Regions from separate parts of the Mus musculus genome. Here region 1 is linked to region 2. Evidence: chromatin loops called from intact Hi-C (ENCODE). Cell type or tissue: heart. All regions are shown on one strand.

Evidence for each region. Peaks named below come from ENCODE experiments on the same cell type or tissue, not always from the same donor. Only the 100,000 strongest peaks of a DNase experiment are listed, where the experiment ranks them.
Region 1: it touches region 2 in a loop (2.2-fold over the local background); 13 of 42 quality-filtered maps call a loop at or near these places.

What each region holds. Positions count from the first base shown.
Region 1 is chr13:37,992,716-37,996,715 of GRCm38, reverse strand. Ssr1 (signal sequence receptor, alpha) reads left to right here and starts at 2,508. Exons shown (of 8, transcript NM_025965.4): 1 at 2,508-2,711. The coding sequence starts at 2,633. In heart, no CTCF peak of the experiment used is centred here; a DNase peak (open chromatin) is centred at 2,485; H3K4me3 peaks cover 2,183 bases; H3K27ac peaks cover 2,322 bases.
Region 2 is chr13:38,202,989-38,206,988 of GRCm38, reverse strand. Snrnp48 (small nuclear ribonucleoprotein 48 (U11/U12)) reads right to left here and starts at 2,050. Exons shown (of 9, transcript NM_026382.2): 1 at 1,861-2,050. The coding sequence starts at 2,016. In heart, a CTCF peak has its summit at 2,190; a DNase peak (open chromatin) is centred at 2,068; H3K4me3 peaks cover 1,995 bases; H3K27ac peaks cover 722 bases.

The DNA.
Region 1 (4,000 bases), 210 kb after region 2:
TACTCCTCAATTAAGATCTTTTAAAATCTATATTTCATCTCTGCTACCCCAAACACAATTGGGGAAGTGGCCTGTGTCAGTGGGCCTTTAGGTCTGATCGTTCTTCTTTCTTCTTCTCATGCCAATCTCTGCTTCTTTTCTCTGTTTTGTTTCCAACCCTGTGCCAATCTCAAAGTCTCATTTCAGTCTGTCTGCCTAGCCATTGGCTGTTGGCTCTTTATTGATCCATCAGAAACCAGTTGGGGACAAGGACCTTCAGCATATTCCCGACTTGGGAGACTGGATTAATTCAAAGCATTAAAACCAATTCCCAAATTTCATCCTTTCTGTCCAAATTAAAAAAAAAACTCTTAGACATAATTTGAGCATAACCATAACACGTAAATTACAAAGTATGATATACAATTAACATCCAGTCCATCATATTTATTAACTATATACAGTATTTTACCTTTTACCCTAACTTAAAGAGCTTACCATTCTATACCTGAATTATGTTCTGATTTTAGCTTGTATTATGTCTTAGTCAGGGTTTCTATTCCTGCACAAACATCATGACCTAAAAGCAAGTTGGGGAAGAAAGGGTTTATTCAGCTTACATTTCTACATTGCTGTTCATCTCTCAAGAAAGTCAGGACTGAAACTCAAGCAGGTTAGGAAGCAGGAGCTGATGCAGAGGCCATGGAGGGATGTTACTTACTGGCTTGCTTCCCCTGGCTTGCTCTCTTACAAGCAAGTCCCAAGACTACCAGCTCAGGGATGGCATCACCCACAATGGGTCCTACCCCCTTGATCACCAACTGAGAAAATGCCCCACAGCCTGATCTCTAGGAGGCATTTCCCAAACTGAAGCTCCTTTCTCTGTGATAACTCCAGCTTGTGTCAAGTTGACACCCAAAACCAGCCAGTACACATTACCATCTGAAAAACATCCTTTCAAATCTATATCATCTCTTTCAATGCTAAACAACTTAAGTTTGCTTGTGAGACTATAATTAGTCTTCAACCCCATCAAATATCCAAGATCCTCGTATTTAACCCGGGAGTGTCTCCTGGCACAAGAAACTGACAAGGACTGTAACTGAGGGGATGGTACAGAGACACTGTCCTTGTACCGAAGATCTCACTGTCTCCCTTTCTGAGGTCTGACTTCAGGTGGTGGCACTTCTGACTCCTTAATGTTCATAGAATTTATAGACAGTCTCTTTCCCCTGTTCAGGTCAGACATGTGTTCATCTGATCTGAACCTACTGGGGTTAATTAAGTTGAGATATGGTCTGTGACTTCCACTTCAGTCATCTTCAACAATTCTGAGGGGAGTTTATTTGTCCCTCTGTGGCTCAGAGGCTCCAATGATCCTGGTGGCTGCTTAACCTGTGTAGTGGTTTGAATGAGAACTGCCCCAGTAGGCTTGTGTTTGAATGTTACATCCCAGTTGGTGGAACTGTTTGGTAAGGACTTATGTGAGGAGGTGCATTGTTGGGTGTGGGCTTTGAGGTTTCAAAAGTCCGTACCATTGGACTTACCTCTCTGCCTTGTCCTTTGGGGCTGAACATATAAGCTCTCAGCTTCCACGTTAGCACTGCCTGCCTGCTCCCATTCTCTCTGATGCGATGGTCAGGAACTCACCCTCTGAGACTGTAAACAAGCCTACAAATCAAACACTTTCTTTTATAAGTTGCCTTGGTAATGGTATCTCTTCACAGCAACAGAAAAGTAACCAAGACAGTCCCTGAATCAGGATTGTGGCTGGAGGTTCTCAGCGCAGCCACTACATCCCGAGTGTTTCACACTGACCAGCTGAAGTTGCCAGAAATATGCCAGAAGTGAGATCTTTGGCGTAGAAACTGCAGAAAGGCTAGGTAATTGCTAAGTTTGGGTTGTTAAGAAAAATTACAGAACTGAACCTCTAATGATCAGAGTTCAAGCCCAGAACCCATCTAAAATGTGGAGAGAATCAGTTCCCTAGAAGTTGTCCTTTGACTGACCTTTACATCTATCTGTGCACTGGCAATTATACACCAGAGAGACAGTCAAATTTAAAAGAATAAAACTCCAGAACTCCGATTGTTTATTGCAGGGGGGGTAGAATTTTGTGACAAGGTATTAACTCTGTAGCCCAGTCTTGCCCCGAACTCGCTACATAGCCCAGGCTGGTCTCCAGCTCGCTGCAATCCTCCTGCCTCCATCTCTCAAACTCTGGGGTTACAATGTGAGACATCACTTTCGGCTTTTTATTTTTATTTATTTATTTTGTCGTTATCCATATCCTTTACTTTCTGTCTTTCAACTGCCACACATGCGGGAAGTTTCCACTCCTTGGCCCCTCAAAGCAACGGGGGACAAAGCGATGCTAAGCATCTGGAAGAGATAAGCCTGCTCAGCTAGGCTCTCGCGGGAGCCCGTAGGCTCCCCTGGTCCCCGCCACCGCCGGCCACGTGATCTCCCGGCCCGCAGGCCCCGCCCCTGGGCGCTTAGAGGCCACGTCGACGGTGGCGGGGAGGGGCGACGGATGGCGCGCGTGCGTGCGTGCCCCGCCCCTCCACCGCGGCCCGGATGAAGAGTAACGCCATTACCGCCAGAGCCTCCGAGAGCCCTAGCGGACCCGCACCGGACGCTGACCGGCCGTACCATGAGACTCCTCCCCCGCCTGCTGCTGCTGTTCCTGCTGGCCTTTCCCGCCGCCGTGCTGCTCCGAGGCGGCCCCGGAGGTGAGAGACGCGGGGCTGGGTTGGGGACCGCGGCCGACCCCCGGCCCGGCTCTCGTGGGCCATGCTATCCCCCGCCCCGGGACCCCCCGCAGCTCGGCGTCCTCAGCGAGCGCGGGCCCGAAGCCCGCGGTCCGCAGGACCCACGCCAGGGTCGGCCTCGCTTCTCCGCCCGCGCTCGCCGCGGGCCGCCCGTCCCCAAGCTCTGCGCTGACGTGTCGCTAGCCACACGCCGGCGCGCCTCCATTCATTCGCCCACTGTAGATTCTTCTCCTCGGCGCGTGGATCGTGTTCGCCCGGCCCCCTCGCTCGCCCATCGCGGTCTGTGTGGACCGCGAGGCTCGGTGTCCAAATCCGTCCCCTTCCTCCGGCTGCTTGTCAGCCGCTACCGTAGAGTATGGCCGGATGGCCTCCTCCTTCCTTTTCTAATTTCTCTCCCCTCCCCTCCCTTTTCCAGCCAGTTTTTGCTGGTTGAAAATATGCTGCGAAAAAGTTATTTCGAGCTTTGTAAGTTTATTCTTTCCAACGATTGACCTGGGCTAAAAACTTGGCAGAATGTAAAAACGTAGAAACTTGTTCCCCCTTGCCCGCCATGTCCATTAATTTTGCTAGTTTATAAAAACAACTAGTTTGAGTGGTCACCAGAAAGAATTCCTTTTCTTTCTCTAAGTTTCTGTGGCCCAGGGCATGAGAAATAACGAGCCATGTTATGAACTCTTTGGCCAAGCACACAGAAGTGCTTGGCTTCTACTTAGTAACTAGTATGACTTTGAATTATAGCTGTTAGGGATTTTGGCTTGGGAGTGTGGTGGTGGGGACATAAGACAGATGTTGAGACCGAGTCTCATGTAGGTAACCCTGGCTGCGTTGTAAGTTGGTGCCCTAGCTAGCACGTCCTTGAACTTATGATCCTTGTGCCTGTACCTCTGGGGTGCTGGGTTTCAGGGTGTCACCACACCCCGTGGATGAAGTGGTGGGGATGAACCCAGGGCTTCCATCGTGCCAGGCATGCAAGGCACATATGCACACTACAACCTTAGACCATTGGGGTTTTCTTTCTTTCTTTAAATCTGGCTTTTGATAAATTACCTGTAAACTATGAATGAACTGTTTTAACTCGGGAAAGTAAAAAGACTTAAAAAAATCATGGTTTTAAAGATAGTGTTTTCTCTTGGGCTTTGCACATGTGGCTGTTCCCACATTTTCCCTCGCTGCTGGATTGCCACATCATCGCTCCCCGAGAAGTGGTAATAAGAACTGCTTGAACTTTAAAGGGCTTTGTAGAGTTTTGC
Region 2 (4,000 bases):
GTTCAAATCCTTAGAACCCATGCAAAAAATGGGTATGGTTAATATGCACCTGCAATTTCATTGTTCCCACAGAGATAGAAGATAGAAGGGAAAATAGCCAGAAGCTCACAGGCCAGCTAGAATGATGATGGCAATATCAAGACAACAAGAGACCCGAAACAAGGTAAAAGTTGAGGACCCATTACCCAGGCCATACCCCCACACATATCCATAAGTTTGTTTTTTTTTTTTAAGATTTGTTTATTCATTATATGTAAGTACATTGTAGCTGTCTTCAGACACTCCAGAAGAGGGCGTCAGATCTTGTTACGGATGGTTGTGAGCCACCATGTATGTGGTTGCTGGGATTTGAACTCTGGACCTTCGGAAGAGCAGTCGGGTACTATTACCCACTGAGCCATCTCACCAGCCCCCATAAGTTTTTTAAAGGCTTATTCATTTAGGTATTTTATGTATATGAGTGTTCTTCCTGTATACCTGCACACCAGAAGAGGGCATCAAATCCCATAGGGTTTGATGAGCCATCATGTGGTTGCTGGGATTGAACTCAGGACCTCTGGAAGAGGAACCAGCACTCTTAACCGCTGAGCCATCTCTCTAGCCTAGCCCCACGCAGATTTTAAAGAATATACTTTTCTAGATGCTTTTTCTGACCCATCATAGTCTATAATAACCAGTACTACAAAAATTTCAACTCCCCCCATTACAGACTTTGCCACACAATAACAGCTGTCATTTCTTTACCCCTCCCCCCACTGTTACCATGACAAACTCTACAAGTGCACATGAAACATGGAAATTGATTAATTATCTGGACTAGTCTCAAAACTATCAATGTCATTTACCAGATTTTTTAAGCCAGTTACAACAGTGAGTATCAGATAATCATGTACTTCACGGTTTACTGGATAATCTGGGAGTTTTACAATGGACTTTCATATAGCGGTTAAGCAAAATACACCTCAGAAATCAGAAGGCCTGCAAGTCCCAGTTGCCAATCCCACTGGGATGTTTTTGTTTCTTCATTTGTAAAATGCTGCCAATTATTCTAGCCTCCTTGGGATACGAATTTTAAATGAAGTAACGCAGTGCCATTTAGAACGTGTTAAGTGTTAATATCACGATGTTGTCTAATATCTCGATAATAAATGAAGGAGTGGTGGGGCCCTCCATTCTCAATGGTCTGGAAATTTCATAAAATTATCAATTCATACCTCAAACTTTTTCAGTTGTCCCCCAAATCCATTTTTACAGCATCGTTACTAGGCTTTAAGCCATGAACTATATTGGTTAATTCACAACTCCAAATATACTTGTAAAGGTACAATGAAGGGTTTTTTTTCTTTCCAATTTCCACTTCAATTTTAAGACAATGGTGATTAGCTTGTACGTAAATTGCATATATCTTAAATATTTCCATCGACATATGACTTAAACCTTGTTACTGCATCATAGTAAATGAAGAGGGTATAAGAAATCACCGCGCAACGCAAATTCCCTCTATCCTGCACCTATTAAATAAGTCAGGATAATTCACTCTAATACACTCCTTAGGGGTCCGCTACTAGCTACCATTCCTTGGTGGCGCCCTTTAATCGTCCCACAATCGGTCCTGTCCGAGTGGGAAGCGTCCGGGTTTAAGATAGAGAAAAGTGAACACTGAATCTAACGCAATGCAGAATCCTTATATCATGACGAAGCAAATCGCCAACCTCAGCAGCAGCGCCCCCGGGATATGCACCGGACGAGCCCTGTCCTCCCCTGCATCGCACCGGGATGGAGAGAAGTGGGCTCCCCGGGCGCCTTTCCCACGGCGAGAAGTCAGCGGCCCGGGAAAGGCCGGGCAACCTCGCCCCTCACCTCGGCCTCCGCCTCGTCCCCGGGGTCCAGCTGATCCAGGCTCCATCCCAGGGACGCCGTCACCTCCTCCAGCGTCCGGCAGCAGCTCTCCACAAACTCGCTCAGCTCCTCCTGGAGCCGACGCCGCTCTTCCAGAGGAGGAGGTTCGGTCTCCATGATGGCAGCTCACCTCAGGCAGGAAGAGGCGGAACTGCTGGGCGCGCACGAGCTTCTGGGCGCGCACGGGCTTCTGGGAGCCGTGGGCGGGGCCCCGGGATGGCGCCAGCCTATCGGGAAGAGCCGACGGGCAGGGCGGAAGCGGTAGTTTTGAAAGGTGTTTCCACGCTCTTCTGGGTTTAGTTTGCGTAGCAGGTTAGAACTTGCGTCCCAGCTTTGAGCATCATTCCGCTGCTCCTTCGATGTTTTTAGGAGAAATTATTTATATCGGCAGGAAAGTTTAAAGAACAACACAGAAAGTGTCAGTGTAGCCTTTCTCCAGCTCATTAGCGTTTTCCCTCTTACAATTACTTCTAGATTCTTTATCCCAAATGCTATTATGCACATCCTCAGAACATTTTCCTACATAATCACAATGCATGATCAAACAGAAAATTCCTGAAACGGCTCTTCAAATTCTTTTTAAAGCAATTTATTATGTTTTAACCAATTGGCTATAATTGGTTATTATTTCTTAATTTAGAACAGGACTGGTTAAGAGCATTGACTGCTCTTCCAGAGGTGTCCTGAGTTCAGTTCCCAGGAACCACAAGGTGGCTCACAACCATCTAAAATGGGATCTGATACCCTCTTCTGGTGTGTCTGAAGACAGCTACAGTGTACTCCTATACATTAGATAAATAGATAGATAGATATATCTTTAAGAAAGAAAGGAAGAGGGCTGGTGAGATGGCTCAGTGGGTAAGAGCACCCGACTGCTCTTCCGAAGGTCCGAAGTTCAAATCCCAGCAACCACATGGTGGCTCACAACCACCCGTAATGAGATCTGATGCCCTCTTCTGGTGTGTCTGAAGACAGCTACAGTGTACTTACATATAATAAATAAATAAATCTTTGAAAGAAAGGAAGGAAGGAAGAGAGAGAGCCAGGCTCTTGGCCAGCACTTGGAAGGCAGACACTTGGGAGGCAGATTTCTGAGTTCGAGGCCAGCCTGGTCTAAAGTGAGTTCCAGGACAGCCAGGGATATACAGAGAAACCCTGTTGTGTGTGTGTGTGTGAGAGAGAGAGAGAGAGAGAGAGACTGTGCTGGGGTATCTAAGAGACCAAATTCCTGTCTGAGTTACATTTGGCTTCTCCTCCTGAGAGTGGTGGTCCTGAATTCGAAATCACTAGGTGGTCATTGGCCACACTGTATTCACTGAGACTAAATGTTAGTTCAGTGACAGTTTAACAGTTTGTAAAGCATCCTGTTAACAACATAGAATACTGTAACTCTCAGGTAGTAACATGCTGTCTTGAATATTTTTCATGTAAAAAGTGCATTTTATGATATTTTGCATATATGTCTGTGTACCACATGGATGCCTGTTGCCAGAGTAGCAGTTAGCTATGCAGTCATTTTTCTAAAAGGGGAATTTGATATAGATAAGCTCAATTCAATAAAAACCAAATATAAACATTTTTGTTTATAATAAAATTATCAAAAGCAGGTTTATGAGTCATCCTGGAACTCACCATGTGGTTGTGTCAAATAACCAATTTAATAACAAGTGTGTCAGAAGCAGAAACCTTATGGATGATCACGGCGTGCTTATCTAAAGAAAGGTCATTGCTAATAAAGACACACGCTACATGTTCATAATAAAAATCACATGAAAAAAACACTATTGTCACAGGCATACTCAGAGGCCCAACTCAGGCGATTCTAGATTTTGTCAGCTTCACAGTTAACACTAACCACCATAGTATAGTGTTCTGTTCACATCTTAAAACTTAATTCATAGGTGGGGGTGGGGGTGCTGAGGCTGGGGGGAGGGGGAGGGGAAATGAATTAAGTTTTAAAATTGAGCATTATTATTTCATTATCATAATAGTTCCTGTTACTATCCAAATTTGTCTGAATTTGGCCAGTGGAAGTCATCTTCTTCCATCCCCCATGTCTTTGACACAGCTCTTTTATTATAGTGTCATGCACTTTGCTTTA